Linked DNA regions of Homo sapiens: region 1 is linked to region 2. The links are chromatin loops, found by intact Hi-C in ENCODE. Cell type or tissue: PC-3. All regions are shown on one strand.

What was found. Hi-C counts contacts between places; a loop is a spot of excess contacts. Peaks named below come from ENCODE experiments on the same cell type or tissue, not always from the same donor. Only the 100,000 strongest peaks of a DNase experiment are listed, where the experiment ranks them.
Region 1: it touches region 2 in a loop (1.9-fold over the local background); 1 of 110 quality-filtered maps calls a loop at or near these places.

What each region holds. Positions count from the first base shown.
Region 1 is chr10:54,579,623-54,582,122 of GRCh38, reverse strand. The region is part of intron 2 of PCDH15 (protocadherin related 15); the gene reads left to right. The region is part of intron 2 of LOC105378311 (a long non-coding RNA gene); the gene reads right to left. Among named protein-coding and RNA genes, the nearest start is that of MIR548F1, 27 kb to the left of the region's middle. In PC-3, no CTCF peak of the experiment used is centred here; a DNase peak (open chromatin) is centred at 1,152; H3K27ac peaks cover 1,217 bases.
Region 2 is chr10:54,797,189-54,799,688 of GRCh38, reverse strand. The region is part of intron 1 of PCDH15 (protocadherin related 15); the gene reads left to right. Among named protein-coding and RNA genes, the nearest start is that of PCDH15, 2.8 kb to the left of the region's middle. In PC-3, no CTCF peak of the experiment used is centred here; DNase peaks (open chromatin) are centred at 1,498 and 1,818; H3K4me3 peaks cover 1,002 bases; H3K27ac peaks cover 1,547 bases.

The DNA.
Region 1 (2,500 bases), 220 kb after region 2:
TTTAAAATTTTTTTATATTGCTGTGCAAACTCTTTAATTTAAATAGGTCCCAATTGTCAATTTTTGCTTTTGTTGCAATTGATTTTGAGGATTTAGCCATAAATTGTTTTCCTAGCCTAATGTCAAAAATGATGTTGCTTGGGTTTTTTTCTAGGGTTTTTATAGTTTGAAGTATTACATTTAAATCTTTAATCCATCTTGAGTGAATTGAGTGAATTTATTATATGGTGAAAGGTAGGAGTCCAGTTTCATTCTTCTGCATATGGCTAGCCAGTTTTTGAGTACCATATATTGAACATTACCCAGCGTTCACTTTTGTCAACTTTGTCACAGATCGTATGATTATAGGTGTGCAGCTTTCCTTCTGGGTTCTCTTTTCTGTTCCATACGTCTATGTGTCTGTTTTTGTATTAATACCGTCCTATTTTGGATATTGTAGACTTATTGTATAGCTGAAGTCGGATAATATGATGCCTCTGGCTTTTTTCTTTTTGTTTACCTTCCTTTAGCTATTCAGGCTATTTTTTGTTCTATATTTTAGAATCCTATTTTTCTATTTCTGTTAAAAATGGCATTGGTAGTTTTACAGGAATAGCATTGAATCTGTAAATTGCTTTGGGCAGTATGACCATGAGTAATACTCATTCTTACCTTCCATGAGTGTGGAATGAATTTATAATTGTGTGTGTCATCTATTATTTCTTTCAGCAATATTGTGTAGTTATTACAGAGATCTTTCACCTCTTTGTTGGATGTATTCATAGACATTTAATTTTTATTGTGGGTATTGTAAATGTGATTGTGTTCTTGATTTGACTCTCCACTTGAACATTATAGAAATGCTACTGATTTTTGTATGTTGAATTTTTATTCTGAAACTTTACTGAAGTCATTTATCCATTTCAGGAGCCTTTCAGCAGAGTCTTTGAGGTTTCCTTAGTGTAGAAACATATAGTCAGCAAAGAGAAATAGTTTGACTGCTTTTCATATCTGGATGTCTTTTATTACTTTCTCTTCTTTGATTGCTCTAAGATTTCCAGTACTGCATTGAATAGAAGTAGTGAAAGTGAGCATCCTTGCTTTGTTCCAGTTCTCAAGGGATTGATCCCGCTTTTGCCCATTCAGTATGATGTTGGCTATAGGTTTGTCATAGATGACTCTTATTATTTTTAGGTATGTTCCTTTGGTGACTCATTTTTTAAGTATTTTTATCATGAAGAGATGTTAGATTTTATCAAAAGCTTTCTCTGCATCTATGGAGATGATCATAATTACATGGTTTTTGTTTTTAATTTTGTTTATGTGGTGAATCACATTATTGATTTGCACATGTTGAACTACTCTTGCATCCCAGAAATAAAGGCTACTTGATCATGGTATAGCTATTTGATGTGCTGTTGGATCAGGTTTGCTAGTGTTTGGTTGGAGATTTTTGTGTTTATGTTCATCATGGATATTAGCCTGTAGTTTTTCTTTTTTTCATTGTTTATCTGCCAGGTTTTGGTATCAGGGTGATGCTGGCTTCATAGAATGAGTTACAGAGGAGTTCCTCCTTAATTTTTTGTAATAGTGTCAGTAGAATTGGTAGTAGGACTTCTTTGTATTTCTGCTATAATTTGGCTGTGAATTATGTCCACCTGGTCAGGGACATTAGTTGATTCATAGGGTTTTTTATGACTGATTCATTTGTTCAGAGTTGCAATTTCTTTGTGATTCAATTTGGGGAGGTTGTATGTTTTCATGAATGTATCAATTTCCTCTAGATTTTTTAGTTCGTGTGCATCCAGTGTTCATAATATTCTCAGGATCTTTTCGGTTTCCATGTGTTTGGCTGTAATGTCATCCTTGTTTCTGAATGGGCTTATTTGGATCTTCTCTTTTTTGTTTTGTTCATCTAGCTGGAGGTTTATCTCTCTTGTTTATGCTTTCAAAGTCCCAACTTTTGGTCTTGTTGATCTTTTGTATGGATTATTGGGTCTCTACTTCATTCAGTTCTGCTCTGATTTTAGTTATTTCTTTCCTCTCATTAGCTTTAGGTTTAGATTGTTCCTTTTCCTCCGGTTCCCATAGGTGTAATGTTAGATCATTAATTTGAGATCTTTCTAACTTCTTGATGTAGACACTTAGTGCTGTAAATGTTCCTCTTAACATTGTATAGGCTGCATCTCAGAGATTTTGAAATGTTGTGTGTCTTCATTTTAAATAATTTTATAAATTTCCTTAATATCGTTGTTTATCTGAAAGTCCTTCAGGAGCAAGTTGTTTAATTTGCATGTCATTGTGTGGTTTTGGGAGATGTTCTTAGTATTGGTTTCTGGTTTTAATCTACTGTGGTTCAAGAGTATGGTTGATATGATTTTAATTTTTTGTGTTTATTGAGACTTGCTTTATGGCTGAGCATGTGGTCACCCTTAGAGTATGTTCTGTGTGCAGATGAGAGGAATGTATATTCTGTGGTTGATGGGTAGAGTGCTCTGTAACGTCTACTAGGTCCAACTGG
Region 2 (2,500 bases):
GCCCAATTCCACTGAGTGGCGACCTCCTAACCCCTCAGCTGTTGCAATTATGTGCTGAGCAGGAAATGTGAATCCCTACAACTTTGCCCCCCAAATTACCCTTAAACATAATCATTAAGTGACCTGAACAGGTCAGAGTTTGTGCTACCTAAGTGTCAGCAACTTCTCTGGAAAATTATGGCATGAAGTTTTGAATATTATTCACAAAAAGATTTAAATAAAACATTTCATTTTCTAGGAAATGTTTAAAAATATGGTATACCCACTGATAATATTTGATAAGTATCTGAACTATAGTTTTAAAAAACACTAATAATTATGCTTTAAAAAAACCCAGTGAAAAATAAATGTCCATTACAACTTTGCTCTTAATTTGTTCACATTTAAATTTTGCATGGTATGTGTTGTATCTTTTTATTATACAACTTTCACAGCAGATAGGCAGACATAAATTGTTTTTATGCCACTTGCAAAAATTCTCCAGTATTTGGTTCATAGCTTATGTTTGAAATTAAAGGCAAAAGGTAATTATTATTTTTATCAAAGGAAATCACTATAATTATTTGATCACAAAACGTACGTCAAGCAAATACATGTTGAGGAATTAATGATTCCTTTGTGTTATCACTTTATCATGAGGACTTTTACTCCTTAGACAAATTATGAACCTTCTCAAAATAGTAAAATGTAAAACCAAAAATTATAAAGTAATTTCATAAATGTGACTACTTTATTGGGTAGATGAGTGTACTCCCCCTTTCTGTAAATGTGCAGATACAATTTCAGACTGTAGGAACTTTTTTTCCTACTTAAATGGTGTAAAACAATAGCTTTTCATAAACGAGCTGTTATATTAACTTCTTCCTAACACAGAAGCCCCCCATATACATTTACATTTTATTGTAGCCCTAATGCTGGGAGAAATACATGGTTTTAAGTTTCACTCAGGATTTGAACACAAGGAAAAGTTAGCAGAAATAATAATCTAAACAAAGAGACCACACTACTTCATAAAATGATCATATTTATTATCTAAAAGTTTAATTTTACTTCAGACTCTATTTTAAGAGTGGGTTTTGGTCATAGTCATTTTGTTTGTATTTTTCCATTTTTTAAAAGAGTTCTTAGTATCGGGACCACTTGTGAACTAGAATCATTTTGTCATTCTATGTATCTGTGGTTTTCACATGCAAAATAAGACTATACAATTATAATATTGAAAAGATTGTTTTACTTGTCAGGGATGGCATCCAAAAACTATTTTTGTTACTCTCAACTAAAACTTTGTTTGAGGTTTGATATATTTTCTTTTGTAATGGGATTTTGTTGTTGTCGTTAACACTATAGCATGAGAGAATGTGGATTCAAAACTAACAGTGACCTGTGGGGCTTCATTTATTAGTTTCAGACTCAAATATGACTGAGTTGCATCCAAGGGTATTGGAAGGAAGTGTGGTGACTCATTAGTGCTCATAGTCAATTTTGAGTGAGGAAAAAAAAAAAGCTAATGTGAGTAATTTATGGCCAGATTATTTTCTCTTGATAGAGTCGCCATAGAAATTCCAGAGGTGTAAATCACCCAGAAACTGTAACGTTTATTTAAATTGAATACTGGAAGCACTTAGGTTGAAATGGTGACAAGAACCGAGAATACACCCAGAAATTCCAAATGCACATGTTAATTCGTTGCATGTATGGATGGCAGGGGCAGGATGGGAGGTAGTTTTGAATGTGAGAGCGACTAGCTTGACCTTAAAATACAATTTTCAACTGTGGTGTATAAACTGAAGTGAGAGACTTGGAAGAATATGTAGACGAGTATGACTTAATCTCAGCCTAAAAGTCAGTCACGCTGAGTAAGATGGACACACCCCGCTCCCCCCCTGCCCACACATACACATGTGTGCTATTTATTAATATAAGGAGCATAGAAACATCATATTCTGTCCGAAGGACAACAATTATTTTCCTTGAGAACCTCAGCACACCCTCTAAACATTTGTTCCTCAGTGTCCACATTTAAAATACATAACTTATAAATGAAGCCAGCAAAATGAATAAGAAACCTGTAAATTGCTAAATAATTTTAAATACAATTAATTGTTTTAATCTTGTCCAATTACTTCCTAAGATGATCGTGTGTGTGTGTGTGTGTGTGTGTGTGTGTGTGTGTGTGTGTGTTTCAACAATAACAGCAACAAAATAATTTTCACCTAAAGAGTAAAAGTTTCTGAGCACTGTAATGGACAAATTTCCTTTTATATCATAAACCTTGTTTAAAGGTTGCATTCACCCTTAAAATTAGATCATGGCTATTGAAGCTATAAATGTAAGAGGCAAAAGCAGTCATTATTTCAAAAAACTAAAGAAAATGAAGCATTTCTTTCCTTCAAGTTGGTAAATGGAAAAGTTCAAAGCTTGTTTATTGTGTTCCTTGATGGATAAGAAATTGATAGGAGGTGTAACTTTCTGTATGGCTTTTAGAGTGTAAGCATTCTCA